Regions from separate parts of the Homo sapiens genome. Here region 2 is linked to region 1. A link is an interaction called in ENCODE POLR2A ChIA-PET data of the cell type or tissue named here. Cell type or tissue: PC-3. All regions are shown on one strand. Each heading gives the region's core, and the rest is flanking DNA. Links, peaks and the distances in the headings are about the cores only.

Evidence for each region. ChIA-PET counts read pairs that join two places held together with the same protein. Peaks named below come from ENCODE experiments on the same cell type or tissue, not always from the same donor. Only the 100,000 strongest peaks of a DNase experiment are listed, where the experiment ranks them.
Region 2: POLR2A ChIA-PET joins it to region 1 with 10 read pairs; 4 of 35 experiments call an interaction of 5 or more read pairs at or near these places.

Annotation. Positions count from the first base shown.
Region 1 is chr1:151,353,916-151,364,596 of GRCh38, reverse strand. SELENBP1 (selenium binding protein 1) reads left to right here. Exons shown (of 12, transcript NM_003944.4): 12 at 1-293. The coding sequence ends at 54. Among named protein-coding and RNA genes, the nearest start is that of RFX5, 12 kb to the right of the region's middle. RefSeq lists a silencer at 4,842-4,996. In PC-3, for the core only: no CTCF peak of the experiment used is centred there; no DNase peak of the experiment used is centred there.
Region 2 is chr1:151,489,204-151,499,884 of GRCh38, reverse strand. No RefSeq gene overlaps it. Among named protein-coding and RNA genes, the nearest start is that of CGN, 17 kb to the left of the region's middle. In PC-3, for the core only: no CTCF peak of the experiment used is centred there; a DNase peak (open chromatin) is centred at 4,894; H3K27ac peaks cover 433 bases.

The DNA.
Region 1 (10,681 bases), core at 789-8,788:
GCCCATGAGCTCCGCTACCCTGGGGGCGATTGTAGCTCTGACATCTGGATTTGAACTCCACCCTCATCACCCACACTCCCTATTTTGGGCCCTCACTTCCTTGGGGACCTGGCTTCATTCTGCTCTCTCTTGGCACCCGACCCTTGGCAGCATGTACCACACAGCCAAGCTGAGACTGTGGCAATGTGTTGAGTCATATACATTTACTGACCACTGTTGCTTGTTGCTCACTGTGCTGCTTTTCCATGAGCTCTTGGAGGCACCAAGAAATAAACTCGTAACCCTGTCCTTCAGATGGCCTTGTCTTTGGGGGCCCAGGGCCTGTGTCTCTTCTTCTGCCTACCCTTTGTATCATGCACAAGAAAGGGCTAAAGAGGCCTCCAGTGGGGGTTATGGTAACTAGTTCACACCAGTGATTCCAACATGATGCTAATAATGCCCAAATCTCAATTTTATGGCCAGACAAAATCTGAAAATTTTGGGGGTGATCGTCACAAGGAGACCTGGGGGTAGAGAATGTAAATCGGTGTTTCTAAAGTTTTGGTTTTTTTTTAACCCATGCTTTCTTTTAATGAACCTAAAAATCTCACCCATCACTCTCAAGAGAATGTAACATGCTCCCTCACACACAGGAGACCCCAGGATCCCTGTTGTGTATAGTGTAATATATTTCCACTGATGGCAAGACGACTGGGAGAACGCAGCTGTTGGGAGGTTTATCAGGCTGCTCTTGCATTGCTATAAATGCCTGAGACTGGGTAATTTATAAAGAAAAGAGGTTTAATTGGCTCATGGTTCTGCAGGCTCTACAGGAAGCATGACACTGGCATCTGCCCGGCTTCTCAGGAGGCCTCAGGAAACTTACAATCATGGCAGATGGTGAAGGAGGAGCACAAACATCACACGGCCAGAGTAGGAGCAAGAGAGAGAGAGCAAGGGGGGAGGTGCCACACACTTTTAAACAACCAGATCTCAGGAGAACTCACTCACGGTCTCAAGGATAGTACCAAGGGGGGTGGTGCCAAACCAGTCATGAGAAACCCACCCCCCATGATCCAGTCATCTCCCACCAGGCCCCACCTCCAACACTGGGAATTACAATTTGACATGAGATTTGTTGGGGACACAGTTTCAAACCATATCATTCTGCCGCTGGCCCCCCCACAAATTTCATGTCCTTCTCACATTTCAAAATACAATTATGCCTTTCCAATAATCCCCAAAGTCTTAATTCATTCCAGCATTAACTTAAAAGTCCAAAGTCCAAAGTCTCATCTGAGAAAAAGCAAGTCCCTTCCACCTATGAGCCTGTAAAATAAAAAACAAGTTAGTTACTCCCAAGATACAATGGGGGTATAGGCATTGGGTAAATACTCCTATGCCAAAAGGGAGAAATGAGCCAAATGAAAGGGGCTTCAGGCCCCATGCAAGTCCAAAACCCAGCAGGGCAGTTGTTAAATATTAATACTCCAAAATAATCTCCTTTGTCTCCATGTCCCAAATCCAGGGCGCACTGGTGCTATGGATGGGCTTCCAAGGCCTTGGGCTCTGCCCCTGTGGTTTTGCAGGGTTCAGCTCCCATGACTGCTCTCATGGGCTGGTGTTGAGTGCCTGTGGCTTTTCCAGGTGCAGGGTGCCAGCTGGCAGTGGATCTACCATTGTGGGGTCTGGAAGACAGTGGCCCTCTTCTCACAGCTCTACTAGGCAGTGCCCCACTGGGGACTCTGTGTGGGGGCTCCAACCCCACATTTCCCCTCCACCCGACCCTAGTAGAGGTTCTCCATAAGTGTTCTGCCTCTGTAGCAGGCTTCTGCCTGGAGCCCAGTCTTCTCCATACATCCTCTGAAATCTAGGCAGAGGCTCCCAGGCCTCAACTCTTGCACTCTGCACAGCTTCAGGCTTAACACCACATGGAAGCCACCAAGGCTTAGGTTTGCACTCTCTGGAGCAGTGGCCCAAGCTATACCTGGGCCCCTTTGAGCCATGCCTGGAGCTGGAGCAGCTGGAATGCAGGGAGCAGCACAGAGCAGGGGGAGCCTGGACATGGCCCACAAAACCATTCAGTCCTCCTAGGCCTCTGGGCCTGTGATGGGAGGAGCTGCTGCAAAGGTCTCTGAAATGCCTTTACGGCCTCCCACCAGGCCCCACCTCCAACACTAGGGATTACCACTGAACATGAGATATGGTGGAGACACAGATCCAAACCATATCAGGAGGTTAAATGTGTCACCTCTACCTGGAATACAGGAACATTACCACACAGGAGGGCTAGGAACACCATGGTGAACCAATCCAACAGGCCAGGCCATGGCACTCTTGTCTCCTCACCCAGATGGTATTTTAGAACCTTACTCAGAGATGTCTCCTTTCCCTGTGCTAGGTGGTGGTGGTGGAGGTGTTGTTGTTGTTGTTGTTGTTGCTGTTGTTGTTCTTCTTCTTCTTCTCCTTCTTCTCTTCTTCCTCTTCTTCATTTCTTTCTTTTCTGCCTCTTCCTCCTCTTCCTCTTCTCCTCCTCCTCCTTCTTCCTCTTTTCCTTCTCCTTATTCTTCCTCCTCCTCTTTTTCTTTCTTCTCCTTCTTCCTCTTCTTCTCCTTCCTTCCTCCTCCTCCTTCTTTTCTTCTTTTTCAAAATAAGGTTTCCCTATATTGCCCAGGCTGGTCTCAAACTCCTGGGCTCAAGTGATCATCTTGCCTCAACCTTGCAAAGTGCTGGGATTACACAAGTGAACCACCATGCCCTGCCTACAATTCTTTTTTTTTTTTTTTTTTTTTTTTTTTTTGAGACAGGGTCTTACTCTGGTGCCCAGGCTGGAATACAGTGGCACAATCACAGCTCGCTGCAGCCTCAGTGTTACAGGCATAATCATCACACCTGACTCAATTCTTTATAGAAGGAATCTGATAGAAATTCCTTTATAGAAGGAATCTGATAGAAATTTGATAGAGATAGCAGCCAAATGGTAATTATTATTTTATTTTATTTTATTTTGGATAGCGTCTTGCTCTGTCGCCCAGGCTGAAGTGCAGTGGCATGATCTTGGCTGACTGCAACATCTGCCTCCTGGGTTCAAGCAATTCTTCTGTCTCAGCCTCCCAAGTAGCTGGGATTGCAGGCGTGCACCACCACACCTGGATAATTTTTGTATTTTTAGTAGAGACTGGGTTTCACCATGTTGGCCAGGCAGGTCTCGAACCTCTGAACTCAAGATATCTGCCCACCTCGGCCTCCCAAAGTGCTGGAATTGCAGGCATGAGCCACTGTGCCCAGCCCAAATGGTAATTCTACTGACTCCTTTATTCTCTCCCTAGACAATATTAAACAACATTCAGGTATTGACCTACATTCTTTTCAGTCTTCTGAAAAGGTGTCTTTCTTTTAAACATTGGAGCAGCCTAGGACCCCCAGGATGGTCTCACCACCCCAGGAATACACCATACTTTCCCTTTGAGGCCTTTAAACATGCTCCCTGAAATGTCCACCTCAACTGGAGTCCTGATTCCCTCCTTCTGCCTCACCTGCCATCCAGGCCAGATTTCCTTGTCCTCTGGGAAGCCTCCTTCCCTGGCTCCTCCAGGCCAGGGGCCCATTTTAACGCTCACAAAGCCTGCCACACTTAACCTCATCATAAACTCATGTCTCTTGGAATCTAAACTCCCTGTTAACTCCCAGCACCTAGCTTGGATGTTGGCACTTAGTACACTTTAATGAATAAATGGATATAAAGGAAGTGCTCAAAATGAGTAGGAAGTTACAGGGAGCCTTGGGATTTACAAGGTTTTACCAGAAGTTTCTCTCCTTGGTCTCTGCTCTGTTCTCTTCAATAACCAAACTTCTTCAGAATGAGAAAGGATAATGTAGTTCTACATCATTTCTATCTCTTCCTAAAAGCTTAAAATTCCACTCAGCAATATTCCATCCCATTCATCTTCTTCATTCTGGTAAGAGCAATTGCCCTACCTGAAGGCAGGGAAACTACTGAAGACAACTGGGGCGGCCGGGCGCAGTGGCTCACGCCTGTAATCCCAGCACTTTGGGAGGCAGAGGTGACTGGATCATCTGAGGTCAGGAGTTCGAGACCAGCCTGGCCAAAATGGTGAAACCCCATCTCTACTAAAAATACAAAAATTAGCCGGGCATGGTAGCACACGCCTGTAATCCCAGCTACTCAGGAGGCTGAGGCAGGAGAATCACTTCAACCTGGGAGGCAGAGCTTGCAGCGAGCCAAGATCACGCCATTGCACTCGATCAAGCCTGGGCGACAGAGCGAGACTCTGTCACAAAAAAAAAAAAAAAAAAAAAAGACAACTGGGGCTATGTCTAAAGGATTCATGCCATATCTGACAAAAGATTTGTATCTAGAATGAGTGGAAAACTCTAAAAACTCAACAGTAAAAAACCAAACACTCCAGTTAGAAAATGAACAAAAGGGATGGGCATGGTAGTTCACACCTGTAATCTCAGCACTTTGGGGGGACGAGGCGGGTGGATCACTTGAGGCCAGTAGTTCGAGACCAGCCTCACCAATATGGTGAACCCCATCTCTACCAAAAATACAAATATTAGCCAGGTGTGGTGGTGTGCACTTGTAGTCCCAGCTACTAAGGAGGCTGAGGCAGAAGAATAGCTTGAACATGGGAGATGGAGGTTTTGGTGAGCTGAGATCACGTCACTGCACTCCAGCCTGGGCAACAGAGCTGCCCACCTGTCGGATGTGTTGGCTCATGCCTGTAATCCCAGCACTTTGGGAGGCCAAGGCGGATAGATCGCTTGAGGTCAGGAGTTCGAGACCAGCCTGGCCAACATGGTGAAACCCCATCTCTACTAAAAATACAAAAAATTAACCAGGACTGGTGGCACATGCTTGTAATCCCAGCTACTTGGGAGGCTGAAGCAGGAGAATTACTTGAACCTGGGAGGCAAAGGTTGCAGTGAGCCAAGATCGTGCCACTGCAGTCACTCCAGCCTGGGCAACAAGAGAGAAACTCCATCTCAAAAAAAAAAAAAAAAAAGTCTGATCAAGCCTCTAGGTCTCTCATCAGTTTATAGGAGATACAAGGAACAGAAGAACAAGTTTAAAAATACTATAGGCCAGGCACGGTGACTAACTCCTGTAATCCCAGCACTTTGGGAGGCCAAGCCGGGTGGATCACTTAAACTCAGGAGTTCAAGACCAGCCTGGCCAACATGGCAAAAACCCCCTCTCTACAAAAAAATACAAAAATTATCTGGGCATGGTGGCATGTGCCTGTGGTCCCAGCTACTCCAGAGGCTGAGGCTGGGACCATAGGCACACAACATCTCAAATAGTTACTCGTTTTTTTGTTTTTTTGGCAAGAGCAGCTAAAAACTATGAAAAAATTCAAACATATAAGAGGAGAAGGAAGAATGTAATAAATGCCCACATAAACATACCCATCATCCTGCTTGAATTGCTTGAATCCAGGAGGTGGAGATTGCAGTAAGCTGTGATCATGCCACTGCACTCCAGCCTGGGTGACAGAGCCAGACCCTGTCTCAAACAAACAAACAAACACCACCATAAAGATACAATAATAAAAATCCAGAATGTGAGAAATCTTATAGAGCAAATGACCTGTCTCCTCAACAGACCCACTGAGAGAGACAGACTATGGATTAGAAAGAATTAGGAAACACATTAACCGAACCAATTACAACGCAATGCGTGACCTTTGTTGATCCTGATTTGAACCTATCAAGAGAAAAATACAGTTTTTGAGAAAACTAGAGAAATTTGAACACTGACTAGATGTGTAATGATACTAAGAGATAATTTTTAATTTTTAGGTGTGATCATGGCTTTGGGCATTATTAAAAGAGAGTCTTTATTTTTTAGTCACATTAAATTATTTACTGTAAATACCTAAGTATTTAAAGATGATACAATATAATGAATGTCTGCATTATATTAACTTAGAGTGGGGAGGCATGGATAAAACAAGATGATCGGCCAGGCGCGGTGGTTCACGCCTCTAATCCCAGCACTTTGGGAGGCTGAAGTGGGCGGATCACCTGAGGTCAGGAGTTCAAGACCAGCCTGGTCAACATGTGAAACCCCATCTCTACTAAAAATACAAAAATTAGCTGGGCATCATGGCAGATGCCTGTAATCCCAGCTACTCAGGAGGTTGAGGCGGGAGAATCTCTTGACCATGGGAGGCCGACGTTACAGTGAGCCAAGATCACGCCACTTCACTCCAGCCTGGGCAACAGAGCGAGACTCTGTCAAAAAAAAAAAAAAAGATCAGGGCCAGGTGCGGTGGGTCATGCCTGTAATCCTAGCAGTTTGGGAGGCCAAGGCAGGCAGATCACCTGAGGTCAGGAGTTCAAGACCGGTCTGGCCAACATGGTGAAGCCCCATCTCTACTAAAAATACAAAAATTAGCCAGGCATGGTGGTCTGTGCCTGTAATCCCAGCTACCCAGGAGGCTGAAGCAGGAGAATCGCTGGAACCTGGGAGGCAGAGGTTGCAGGCCGAGATCACGCCACTGCACTCCAACCTGGGCGACAAGAGCCAAACTCCGTCTCAAAAAAAAAGGTTGGGGGGGCTGGGCGCTGTGGCTCACACCTGTAATCCCAGAACTTTGAGAGGCCAAGGTGAGCAGATCACAAGGTCAGGAGTTTGAAACCAGCCTGACCAACATGGTGAAACCCTGTCTGCACTAAAAATACAAAAAATTAGCCAGGTGTGGTGGCGCATGCCTGTAATCCCAGCTACCAGGGAGTCTGAGACAGGAGAATCCCTTGAACCCAGGAGGCAGATGTTGCAGTGAGCAGAGATTATGTCATTGCACTCCAGCCTGGGCGACAGAGCAAGACTCTGTCTCAAAAAAAAAAAAAAAATAGATGATCAGATGTGGACAATCATTCAAGCAGGATGATGGGTATGTGTATGTGAGTGTTTATTACATTCTTCCTTCTCCTCTTATATATTTGAAATTTTTCATAGTTTTTAGCTGTTCTTCCAAAAAAAAAACAAAAAAAAATTGAGTAACTGTGAGAAGACGTATATATTAATTTGCTTCACTATAGTAATATTATATATATCTTAAATATACACAATAAAATTAATTTTGTAAAGAAAGAAATCTTTTTCATAATAAAAGCTTAAAATTCTATTCACTTTTATCCTGATCTTGGCATCCTCTCACTATGTCTAACCCTACATCACTGAAACAGACTCCAAAAACAAGAGGCCCTCCTGTAACAGACAACCCAGGCACCAGCAACATGCAGAGGGTACCCACCCAGATACCTCTCTCTGCTGCACTCACAAAGATTCTACCCCACACCCCAGAACCAGGCTAGATGAGCAAGAATAGCAAAGCTGAGGAGTGTGCTGTGGGAAAAGTCTACTATATCACCTAGGATCTCCTGCCAGCACCATGGCTTATGAGGCCATGTAGAAGGTTCTAGAAAGTTTGTTGAGCTCAGGGACACCCTCAGAAAAGCTGTAGTGCCAGTCCACCAGGACAAAGGATATAAGAGAGCATTGGGAGATTTCTATCCCATCGTTGGTCCTTCAAGCATTATCTCACACACTGCACTCCAGTAAGTCTCTAAAAGACAGCATCAGGCAATTGCACTCATCTCAGGGATTAGTGAGGTCCTCCTTCTCACATTCCTGCATCCAGTCCTCCCACTTTCATCTTCCAAGTGTTTGACCAGCTGGCTCCATGCTCTGGATATCTGCTCTGTGCCTCCTCTGGCATGCTCTTAGGAGTCCCTTCCCTGACTTCCTTATTTTGATGTGTGGCAGACTCTCTACTCTCAATACTATCTGACCTAGAGGAATGTGTGCAATACATTGTTCATGAAAAAAAGTAATCGTAGAGTTATGTGAATAATTCTATAACTATAGTATAATCCCCAGTTTTAAAAACAAATTCAACCACAATAGCAACAAAAACTTCTATTTAAGGCCAGGCGCAGTGGCTCACGCCTGCAATCCCAGCACTTTGGGAGGCCAAGGAGGGCAGATCACTTGAGGCCCGGAGTTTGAGACCAACCTGGCCAACATGGTGAAACCCCATCTCTACTAAAAATACAAAAATTAGTTGAGCATGCTGGCACACACCTGTAGTTACAGCTACTCAGGAGGCTGAGGCAGGAGAATCGTTTGAACCTGGGAAGCAGAGGTTGCAGTGAGCCGAGATTGCATCACTGCACTCCAGCCTGAGCAACAGAGCGAGACTCTATCTCAGAAAACAAAACAAAACAAAACCTCTATTTAAGTGGCCCTGTGTTTGCAATGACATGGAAGTGAATACGGCAGGATACTTATCAGAACATGTTACCTCAGAGGGGTGAGATTTTTTATGAAACTTGACAAGCTCTTTCTAAAACTAGCCTGGAAATGCGAATGTATACTGTTCCAGTTACCTAGTGCTGTGTAACAAACTACCCCAAAACTTAGTGGCTTAAAGCAATGACAACATTACTTTTGCCCACAGATCTGTAGTTTGGACAGGGCTCAGCAGGAACAGCTTGTCTCTGCTTGGTGTCAGTGGAGGCAGCTTAAAGGCTAGAGGCTAGAATCATCTGATAGCTCACTTACTCACATGTCTGGAGACTCATGCTGCTGTCACTTGGACCTTCAGCTGGGGCCAGAACATCTACACATGACCTTTCCATATGGCTGCTTGGCTCCCTCACAACATGGTAGCTGGGTTCCAAGAGCGAGTGTTCCAAGAGAGAGCAGCAAATGTGAAGGTGTGTCACCTACTCCAGCCGACACTTGACAGTCACACAGCATCACTTCCACCACATTCCAATTACTGAGCCTGTCACAAAGGCCTTCCCAGGTTCAAGGAAACAGGGGACTAGACTCCATTTCTTTCATTTATTTATTTATCTATGTATCTATCTGTTTATTTATTTATTTATTTTTGAGACGGAGTCTCACTCTGTCACCCAGGCTGGAGTGCAATGGCATGATCTCAGCTCACTGCGACCTCTGCCTCCTGGGTTCAGGCAATTCTTCCGCCTCAGCCTCCCACATAGCTGGGATTACAGGCACCCGCCACCACATCCAGCTAATTTTTTGTATTTTTAGTAGAGACAGAGTTTCACCAGGTTGGCCAGGCTGGTCTCAAACTCCTGACCTCAGGTGGTACACCTGCCTCAGCCTCCCAAAGTGCTGGGATTACAGGTGTGAGCCACCATGCCCGGCCGACTCCACCTCTTGACAGGGAAGTTGTAAGGTTCTGAAACAGTGTGTGGAACCAGAAACATTGTGGCCACATTTGGAAAATACAATCTTCCATATATAGGAATAATTTTTTTAGTTAATAAAACCAATAACAGAAGACTCTCAGCATTAGATTTCAAAATATACTATACTTTGAAATATAGTATTTCAAAACATTAACTAAAACAGTGTGTTATGGGTGGAGAAATAGACAAAAAGAATCAACAAAAGAGACATGCGCCTATAATCTCAGCTACTCAGGTCACCAAGGTGGGAGGATCACTTGAGCCAAGGAGTTTGAGGCTGCAGTGAGCTAGGATCCTGCCACCGCACTCCAGCCTGGGTAACAGAGTGAGACTCTGTCTTAAAAAAATAAAATTAAATTAAAATTTTTTTAAAAAGAGAGGCTAAGATCCAGAAATACACCTAACTATACAAGGAAACTTAGTATACAATAAAAGCATATGATAAAACTGTAAAAGGAAACAGTTAAAAGAAGAAGAAAATGATAGTATATATTGAAATGGCTGGCCATTCATTGGAAAACAAGCATATTAAATTAGATGCTATGTAAGGTGTTACTAACTGCCAAACAACCATTCCCAAACTCTTTTCCCTTGCTCACTATAGGTAACTTCTATCCTTAATTTTATGGTCATGATTCTATTGCTTTTTATTAATTATTTTTACCACCTATGTATTTACCCATAAACAATATATTGTTCAGTTTTGCCTGATATTAAATATTTATAAATTGCATTGCACTGTATGTTTTCTTCTGGGTTTTGGTTTTTTCACTTTCTGAAGTTCATCCAGTGGATGTGTGTGGCTGTAGCTCATTAATTTCCACTGCTCTATGACATTCCATCCAGTGAATATATCACAACTTATCATTCTAGGGTTGACGGATATTGGGTCATTTCCAGTTTTTGCTAATGCAAGCAGTGAGACTATAAACTTTACTGCCTGTGTTTTTAGGGCATATGTCTAAGAGCAGGATTACTGAGATATTAAATGTAAATTGAAATACTCACATATTCGACTTCACCAGGTAATATCAAACTATTTTCCAAAACAGTTTTACCAAATTACACTCCCGCAACAGTGAATGAAAGCGCTTGTTGATTCATAACCATGTCAACCCTCAATATTGCCAGACTTTAAAACTTTTGCTGTGGCTCACACCTGTAATCCCAACACTTTGGGGGGCCAAAGTGGGCAGATCGCTGGAGCTCAGGAGTTCAAGACCAGCCTGGGCAACAAGGTGACACTCTGTCTACACAAAAAATACAAAAAAATTAGCTGGGTGTGGTACCGTGCCTGTGATCCCAGCTACTCGGGAGGCTGAGGTGGGAGGACTGCTTGAGCCCAGGAGGTCAAGGCTGCAGTGAGCCATGATCACGCCACTGCACTCCAGCCTGGGTGACAGAGCAAGAACCTGTCTCAAATAAAAAAAAAAGCCAATTTAGTGGG
Region 2 (10,681 bases), core at 1,864-9,863, 130 kb before region 1:
TCAGGTTCTGAAGGCAACACTTTCCACACTAGAAACACTGCTTAGACTCATATACTAGGTGGCACGAAAGACTGCCTGCTCTGAGTGACATCTGGAGCAGAAAAAGTATAGCCCCACTTATCATCGCTCTCAGTAACCCACTGAGGGACTTTATGCTTCCTATTCTGCAGCTCTGGGCTCCGCATGGTGAGACATTCTGATCCCCAAAGGGCCATACTCTTCCAGGAAAGGTCACATTAAGTTACATGGTATGGCTACCACTTGTGCACTTTGAACTCCTTGTATTCAGGAATCACCAAGTAAGAAGAGAAATTATCATTATCATATTGCCAGTGTAATTGACCCTGATCAGGGAAGAGGTGGGGCTGCTGTTTTACAATTGGGGCAGGGAAGAATATGTGTGGTGACTCACTTGGGCATTTCTTTCTTCTTTTTTTTTTTTTAGATGGAGTTTCACTCTTGTTGCCCAGACCGGAGTGCAATGGCGCCATTTGGCTCACTGCAACCTCCGCCTCCCAGGTTCAAGTGATTCTCCTGCCTCAGCCTCCCAAATAGCTGGGATTACGGGCATGCGCCACTACACCCTGCTAATTTTTTGTATTTAGTAGAGATGGGGTTTCACCATGTTGGTCAGGCTGGTCTCGAACTCCTGACCTCAGGTCATCCGTCCGCCTCAGCCTCTCAAAGGGCTGAGATTACAGGCATGCGCCACTGCGACTTGGGCATTTCTTGGTACTCCTTTGCTTAGTTATGACTATGAATGATAAATGCAGCAACCCTGGCCTGAGAAAGGGGCCTCAGACCCCTGAGGAATTAGGGTTTGGGCCACAGCATCAGTAAGCCACTGAGACTAGTAGAAGTGATAGCTGAGGGCAAGAGGGATTTAGAGTAGAAGAAGGAAACAATGAGTACCTGTTGCACCTCCAAGAACAACTGCAGCAATGGGGGCTGTATATTATTCCACTAATCACGCTCATCTAAGTTTTTCACAGGAAGAGAAGCCCTGCCCAATTATGTCTGGAGAAGTGAATCCACATGATACAAAGGGTAGACTGGAGCAGCCATGGAGGTACCCCATTTGGATTCCTTTCACAAAAGAACTTTCTGTTCAGCTGTAGGAGTGCAGTTATCTCACAGCTTCCAGCTACAGCAACTTCAGGATTCACGATCATGTTCATGTTAAGACCACACTCTTCCCAGGCAGCCTCCAGACAACGATTGAGCATGGTGTGCATGCTAAAGCCTGGCCATTTCTGCCCAACTTTGCCCCTCGTCTCCCGCGGAGTTGACTGAGACTTTGTCAGATCCGCATCATGACTTGAGGCTCTCCCTATCCATCCTGCTTCCTCTCCCTATATCCTTCACAGGCATTACCCCCAATAAACCTCTTCTGCTCCTAACTTTGAGCATCTCCTTCTCAGAGAATCCAAACCAATGTACTGGGTGATAAAATAATATTGAACAGAGAAAATGAAAACTGTATATATATGCACATATAAGGTTTCTGTAGTTTATATATAGTTATATATATGCATATATTTACACATACACCATATAGTTATAATTTTTTTTTTTTTTTTTTGAGATGGAGTCTCACCTTGTCACCCAGGCTGGTGTGCAATGGTGCGATCTCGGCTCACCGCAACCTCTGCCTCCCAGGTTCAAGCGATTCTCCCGCCTCAACCTCCTGAGTAGCTGGGACTACAGGTGAGTGCCACCACACCCGGCTAATTTTTAAATTTTTAGTAGAGATGGGGGTTCACTATGTTGGCCAGGCTGGTCTCGAACTCTTGACCTCGTGATCTGCCCACCTCGGCCTCCCAGAGTGCTGGGATTACAGGCATGAGCCACTGCACCTGGCCATATTTTTTTTTTTTTAAGACGGCGTCTCACTCTGTCGCCCAGGCTGGAATGCAGTGGCACCATCTCGGCTCACTGCAGGCTCTGCCCCCCGGGTTCACGCCATTCTCCTGCCTCAACCTCCCGAGTAGCTAGGACTACAGGTGTCCGCCACCCAGCAAATTTTTTGTATTTTTAGTAGAGACGGCGTTTCACTGTGTTAGCCAGGATGGTCTCGATCTCCTGACCTCATGATCTGCCTGCCTCCGCCTCCCAGAGAGCTGGGATTACAGGCATGAGCCACTGCGCCTGGCCCCTTTTTTTTTTTTTTTTTTTTTTTTGAGACGGAGTCTTGCTCTGTCACCCAGGCTAGAGTACAGTGGCGCAATCTCAGCTCACTGCAACCTCCACCTCCCTGGTTCAAGCAATTCTCCTGCCTCAGCCTCCCAAGTAGCTGGGACTACAGGCACCCACCACCACACTCGGCTAATTTTTGTATTTTTAGTAGAGACGGGGTTTCACCATGTTGGCCAGGCTGGTCTTGAACTCCTGACCTAAGGTGATCCGCCTGCCTCAGCCTCCCAAAGTGCTGGGATTACAGGCATGAGCCACCGCACCTGGCATAAATTTTTTTTTTTTTTTTTTTTTTTGAGACGGAGTCTCGCTCTCTCGCCCAGGCTGGAGTGCAGTGGCGCGATCTCAGCTCACTGCAAGCTCCGCCTCCCAGGTTCATGCCATTCTCCTGCCTCAGCCTCCTGAGTAGCTGGGACTACAGGCGCCCGCCACCATGCCCGGCTAATTTTTATTGTATTTTTAGTAGAGATGGGGTTTCACGGTGTTAGCCAGGATGGTCTCCATCTCCTGACCTCGTGATCCACCCGTCTTGGCCTCCCAAAGTGCTGGGATTACAGGCGTGAGCCACCGCACCTGGCCTGGCATAAATATTTTTAATGTGTATTTGTATGGATGAGACCTTGAAGACATGGAAAAATAAAACTGGTTGATCTATTAAATAGAGTCAAAGGATTGTGAGTGATTTTTTTTACATGTCATTTATTGTTGACACAATGTCATTAAAAGAGAAAACTAGGATGTCAGTTCTAAATCTACTTTTTGCTTCTTAAAATATATGGGATTTCAGCCGGGAGTGGTGGCTCACATCTGTAATCCCAGCACTTTGGGAGGCCAAGGCGGGTGGATCACCTGAGGTCAGGAGTTCAAGGTCAGCCTGGCTAACATGGTGAAACCCCATCCCTACTGAAAATAACAAAAATTAGCTGGGCATGGTGGCTGGCACCTGTAATCCCAGCTACTTGGGAGGCTGAGGCAGGAGAATCACTTGGACCCAGGAGGCAGAGGTTGCAGTGAGCTAAGATCATGCCACTGTACTCCAGCCTGGGTGACAGAGCGAGACTGTCTCAAAAAAAAAAAAAAAAAAATACATATATATATATATATATATATATATATATATATATATATATATATATGACTTTGGGCAATTGATTTTCCATTTCCTTATCTATAAAGTAAGGCTAATAAGTGTGACAACAAAATGAGATTAAGAATTTAAACACATTTTGCTATTGTGAAGGTTTTTAGTTTTTTGTGTGTGTGTTTTGTTTTTTTTTTTGAGATGGAGTCTCACTCTGTCGCCCAGGCTGGGGTGCAGTGGCACGATCTCGGCTCACTGAAACCTCTGCCTCCTGGGTTCAAGCAATTCTCCTGCCTCAGCCTCCCAAGTAGCTGGGACTACAGGCGCCCGCCACCATGTCCAGCTAATTTTTTGTAATTATAGTAGATATGGGGTTTCACCCTGTTAGCCAGGATGGTCTGCTTCTCCTGACCTCGTGATCCACCCGCCTTGGCCTCCCAAAGTGCTGGGATTACAGGCGTGAGCCACTGCTCCTGGCGTGAAGTATTATTTTTATTATTGGCTGAAGTACCAGATATAAGTTGGTCAAGTAACAAATGCTTATTGATTATCTACTGTGTGTCAGGTAACGTTTGTATTAGTTTCTATGGCTGCTATAACAAAGTACCACAAATTTAGTGGCTTAAAAAACACAAATTTATGCCTGAGTGCAGTGGCTCATGCATGTAATCCCAGAACTTGGGAGGTCAAGGTGCAGGGATTGCTTAAGGTCAGGAGTTTAAGACCATTCTGGGCAACGTAGTGAGACCCCATCTCTACAAAAAGTACAAAAAGTAGCCGGGCATGGTGGCATGTGCCTGTATCATTTTAGAATAAGGGAGTTGAGAGACTTGATAGATTTGTGTCTCTCAAGTTTTGTAGCACATCAGGGGGACTAAGAAATAGAAGCCTCGGGCCAGCAGAGTGGCAGAACAACTGGCTTCCCTAGGAGAAAGTTGTCTTTCTCTCTATAGGAGAGGGAGGATTTCCTGTAGATTGAAGCGGAGAAGGAAAGGCTGGTCTCAAGGAGAAAGTCAACTAGATAAACAAAGAATTACAAAAAGCTTACAAAAGAATGCAACATTCTCACTCCAGCTAAGCAAAGACTTTTTCCTCATTTCTCCCCTCAGGAGTGGGAGAGGCTAGTTTATTCTGGTGTGTGGCTAGAAATTCTACAATGACACTCTTTGTATCTAGTCTCCCTAGGCTGTCCTTTGTTTTCCCCAAAATGATTATTCAGTTTTTTTTTTTCTAGAAATGACTTTCTCTTTGACTGCAAAGATGAATTAGATAAATTTATATGTGCAAGTTAATAAATTAAGTATCCAAACTCTGTGATTATAAAAAGTTTACATATAAGATTTTTCCTTTTCATAAACAGCCCTACTGAGGTGTAACTGACAAACAGTAAACTGCACAAATGTAAAGTGTGCAATTTGATAGTTCTGACATATGTATGCATCCATGAAATTTTTACCACAATCAAGATAATGAGCATATCCATCTACCAGAAACTGGGTGTTGGAGAGTGGGGGTGGATATGTTCTCCTTAGGTTTTGACCTCTTATTACCAGCTCACAAATTTGTACTCTGAGTAATGAGACAAGATGAGTCATTCATAAAAAATTTTTTCTACAGAAGTGGGCAGAAAAAAAAAAAAACTTCCCACCCACTTGGCAGGTGATCAGTAGCTCATTAACCTAAATCATGTCACCACACTGTCACTCTTTCTTCATTGTATACAGGCTGGAATGCAAACGGCTGGGAAAAGCACCCAGCTGGTGTCCCAGGCCAGCTCTTGGCTGCCTATATGGAAGCAGGAGGGGATTTCTGACCTCAGTCCCCTAACAGGCCTGCCCTCCAATAGTCTAAACTCACTGGGTACCATAGCATTCAGCCCAGAGCTAGCAGGCCTAAGTCTCTTCCTTACCTCTAGCTCATAAATCTTCCTCATGGTCTAAAAGAAAGAGATACTTATCCCTAATTCTATTTTTTAAAAATATATTTGCCAGATGTGGTGGCTTATGCCTGTAATCCCAGCACTTTGGGAGGCTGAGGCAGGTGGATCACTTGAGGTCAGGAGTTCGAGACCAGCCTGGCCAACATGGCAAAACCCTGTATACTAAAACTACAAAAATTAGCTGGACATGGTGGCGTGCACCTGTAATCCCAGCTACTCAGGAGGCTGAGGTGGGAGAATCACCTGAACTCGGAGGCAGAGGTTGCAGTGAGCCAAGATCGTGCCACTGCACAACAGAGTGAGACTCTATTTCAAAAAAAAGAAAATTATATAGATAAAAAATGTTTTTAGTTTTTTTGTTTTTTTTTTGGTACAGATGGGGGCTCATTATGTTGCTCAGGCTGATCCCGAACTCCTGGCCTTAAGTGATCTTCCCACCTCGGCCTCCCAAAGTGCTAGGATTACAGGTATGAGCCACCACACCCAGTGTATCCTTATTCTACAGCCAGCCTCTCTTCCTAGTGTCTAGACTTAATTCCTGAGCTCTATTATTCAGCAATATTTATCGAACACCTACCAGGTACCAGGCACTGTTCTAGGCTCTTGGAATATAGCAGAAGTCAACAATAGGCAGCAATCCCTGCCTTCATGAGCTTACTTCCTACTGAGTGAGGAAACTAAAGGCCAACATCTTAATTCCACCTTCTGGAAGTAACATCTGAGTTACCTTCTGCCCTCAAAAAGGTGTAGAGAAGAATCTTATCCTTATCCTAACCCTTTTGCAACTTGTAACTTGTAGCTGCTCTGCTTTTTTTTTTTTTTTTTTTTTTTTTTTTTGAGACAGAGTCTTGCTCCGTCGCCCAGGCTGGAGTGCAGTGGCGCAATCTTGGCCCACCTCCTGGGTTCAAGAGATTCTCCTACCTCAGCCTCCCAAGTAGCTGGGACTACAGGTGTGTGCCATCACACCCGGCTAACTTTTGTATTTTTGGTAGAGATGATGTTTCATCATGTTGTCCAGGCTGGTCTTGAACTCCTGACCTCAGGAGATCTGCCCGCCTCAGCCTCCCAAAGTGCCGGAATTACAGGTGTGAGTCACCGCACCTGGCCATATTTCTTTCCTTTCTATTCACCATCTTCAAGCAGTTTATATGCAGTAATTCCAAGTTCCCTTGTCCCTCACCTGCAGTTGAGCTTGGAAACTGAAGGCTTTTCTGAGTCCTCCTTCTACCGGATGTCTCTTGTGCTTCTGCTCCCTATTTTTTCACACTCTTTTCTCCTTGGATTTCTATACCACTGCTCTATTATTTTCTACAGCTCTAGCCCTCCCCTGTCCCTGTGGGTACTTTTTTCCTTTCTCAGCTATTCCCCATAGCTGTGAAAAAGCTCTTTCCTTTCCTCTGCCCTCCACTCTTCCCCTTCAGTGGCTCATTCACTCTCATGCTTTCTCCTGCCACCTCCAAAAGCAGACAACTTTCAAATCTCCATTTTAAACACCGACCTCTCATCCATGTACTGAATCAGTATTTAACTTTCTCCAGAACTTTTGCACTTGTACGTCTCATCTCTACTTAGGACACAGACAAACCAAGCAAAGTAACTTCCCCCGTATACCAGCACTCCTTCTCAAATTCCCTGTCTTTACTTTTTGCAGCCCCCAATATATATATATATTTTTGAGACGCAGTCTCACTCTGTTGCCCAGGCTGGAGTGCAGTGGCGTGATCTCGGCTCACTGCAAGCTCCACCTCCCGGGTTCACACCATCCTCCTGCCTCAGCCTCCTGAGTAGCTGGGACTACAGGCACCCACCACCACGCCTGGCTAATTTTTTGTATTTTTAGTAGAGACGGGGTTTCACCGTGTTAGCAGGATGGTCTCATTCTCCTGACCTTGTGATCTGCCCGCCTTGGCCTCCCAAAGTGTTGGGATTACAGGCGTGAGCCACCGCGCCCGGCCTGCAGTCCCCAGTATTAGAAGGAGCAACTTCTTGCTTAGAGTTGCACTGGAGACTCGGTACTAATAATACCTGCCAGCTACCCTAAATAGGAAAGAAATTTAAATAAATTAATAGATACAAAACAAGTTTATGGCCATAGGTGGGGGTAATCTCAACCTTTGGCAAGCAAGGCTAGAAAGTAGCATCAGACTTCAAAGAAAACTTACCATTGTTAGGTTCAAGTCAGAGGGCAAAGAAGGAAAGTGCAGGACACTGGAGGGGATATAGGAGGTGGGAGGGCATCTGAGAACCTCAGAGAAGGAAGACTGAAGCAGGAGGGAGAATGGAGATAGGGATCTTGTGTGTGGGAAAACACACAAACTCAGAGTGTTTGTTCCTGTTATCTCACTCAACAGTAACAATCAACACAGACAGAAGACTCCTGTGACCAAATATGGAGGATTTCTCCCCACCAGCAAACAAGCAATCAGTTCTGCAGCAGACACCAGCTGGGTGTCCTCTAATTCGATTCTGACACCATCTACCAAGAGGCCACAGGTTGAGGGCTCAAACCCCAAAACTGCCCCCACCCACCCCATTCAGACACCAGTCAAAACCCAAGACTCCAGAATTTCTGACCCAGCAGATTCAAGTTGGGGCTCCTACAGCCCCCTCTTTGGACTCAATTCATTTGCTAGAGCAGCTCACAGAACTAAGGGAGACACTTCGTTTACCAGCTTATTAGAAAGGATATGACAGAGGATGTGAATGGAGAGATGCATGTCTGTTAGATTCTTCTTGGTCTCTCTATGCAGCCTTCCTTCCTCCAGGCTACGGGGTAGGACCCTCTCTGCAATCAGGGTCTTATGACTCACAATCAGATTAGAGTCCTGCATCTGGCAGGTGCAATGAGAACAGGAAGGCCCGGTGTGGTGGCTCATGCCTGTAATTCCCACACTTTGGAAGGCCGAAGCAGGTGGATTGCTTGAGCTCATGAGTTTAAGACCAGCCTGGGCAACATAGGGAGAGTGTCTCTACAAAAAATAAAAAATTAGCCGGACATGGTGGTGCACACTTGTAGTCCCAGCTACTCAGGAGCCTGAGGTGGGAGGATTGATTGAGTACAGGAGATCAAAGCTGCAGTGAGCAGTGATTACACCAATGCACTTCAACCTGGGCAACAGAGTGAGACATTATCTCAAAACATAAATAAATGAATAAATAAATAAGAGCGGGAGAAAGTCAGATAGCAAGAAAGTCTGCTTTCTGAGGCCGGCCTCTGAATCCTAAAGTGTCCTAACATTATAACAAAAGACTGTAGGCCGGGCACGGTGGCTCACGCCTGTAATCCCAGCACTTTGGGAGGCCAAGGCAGGTGGATCACCTGAGGTCGGGAGTTCAAGACCAGCCTGACCAACATGGAGAAACCCCGTCTCTACTAAAAATACAAAATTAGCCGGGCGTGGTGACGTATGTCTGTAATCCCAGCTACTTGGGAGGCTGAGGCAGGAGAATCACTTGAACCCAGGAGGCGGAGGTTGCAGTGAGCCAAGATTGCGTCATTGCACTCCAGCCTGGGCAACAAAAGTGAAACTCCATCTCAAAAAAAAAAAAAAAAAGAAAAAGAAAAAGAAAAAAAAAAAGACTGTAACAGGGGCATTGAGAGATATGAGCCAGGAGCTGTGGCCACATAGACTTCACATATCTACACTTAACTATTAATATTTGCTGATTCTGTATACTGTGCATGGTTAGCTCAGATAGAGTTTTGCTCCCATTAGTCAGTGAATTGACGTGGGATGACGATGATAAAAAGCGGAAACAACTGCTACAGTCAAGAAGAGCCTAAGAAGACACTATGAATAAATATAATGTGGTGTATCCTGGATGGGATCCTGGAATAGAAAAAGGATACGAAATTTAAAACTAAGGAAATCTGATAAAGTATGGTCTTCAGTTAATAATAATGTGTCGTTACTGGTTCATTAACTGTGACAAATGTACCACACTAATGTAAGATGTTAATAATAGGAGAAACTGGTCGGACACGGTGGCTTACACCTGTAATCCCAGCACTTTGGGAGGCTGAGACAGGTGGATCACCTGAGGTCAGGAGTTCAAGACCAGCCTGCTCAACATGGTGAAACCCTGTCTCTACTAAAAATACAAAAATTAGCCAGGCGTGGTGGCGGGTGCCTGTAATCCTAGCTACTTGGGAAGCTGAGGCAGGAGAATTGCTTGAACCTGGAAGGCGGAGGTTGCATTTAGCTGAGATCACACCATTCCACTCCAGCCTGAGAAACAAGAGCAAAACCCCATCTAAAAACGAAAACAAAGTAATAGGCGAAACTGGGTTCTGGGTATATGAGAACCCTCTGGACTATCTGTGCAACTTTTCTGTAAATCTGAAACTATTTTTTTTTTTTTTTGAGACAAAGTCTCTGTCGCCCAGGCTGGAGTGCAGTGGCGTGATCTTGGCTCACTGCAACCTCCGCCTCCCAGGTTCAAGCAATTCTCCTGCCTCAGCCTCCCAAGTAGCTGAGTTTACAGACGTGCATCACCACACCTGGCTAATTTTTGCATTTTTAGTAGAGATGGGATTTCACCATGTTGACCAGGCTGGTCTCAGACTCTCGACCTCAGGTGATCCACCCGCCTCGGCCTCCCAAAGTGCTGGGATTACAGGCGTGAGCTGCCTGAAACTATTATTTTTTTTTTTTTTGAGATGGAGTTTCACTCTTGTTGTGCAATGGCACGATCTTGGCTCATTGCAACCTCCACCTCCCAGGTTCAAGCGATTCTCCTGCCTCAGCCTCCCGAGTAGCTGGGATTACAGGCACGCACCACCAAAGCCAGCTAATTTTTTGTATTTTTAGTAGAGACGGGGTTTCACCATGGCCAGGCTGGTCTTGAACTCCTGACCTCAGGTGATCCTCCTGCCTCGGCCTCCCAGAGTGCTGGGATTACAGGTGTGAGCCACCACGCCCAGCCCTGAAACTATTCTTAAATCATTCATTAAAACCTGCAGGCATGATGGCCCACTCCTGTAGTCCCAGCTACTTGGGAAGCTGAGGCAGGACCATCCCTCGAACACCAGTGTTCCAGGCTGTAGTGAGCTATTAGCATGACTGTGAATAGCCACTGCACTCCACGCTGGGCAACATAGTGAGACCCTGTCTCTAAAAATAAATACATAAATAAATAAGCAATAAACAGTAATGAATTATTGATTCTGAAACTTTGGCTCCCTAAACTCACCAGGAAGGACCTATCACTGGGAGGATCCCTGCTGGAGAAGCCTTGTAAGGACACTACTATTATTCCCTAGAAACCTTGGGGTTCCTTTTGATGACTTCCTCTCCCAGGTCCTCTATATCTAAGCTGTCATTAAGGGCTGTTGATTGAAATTTAAAATATCGTTCATCTAGAGTTTTCAGTTTATAAACCTAAAAGCTTGTTTTCTTTTTTTTTTTTTTTTTTTTTTGAGATGGATTCTCGCTCTGTCGCCCAGGCTGGAGTGCAGTGGTGCGATC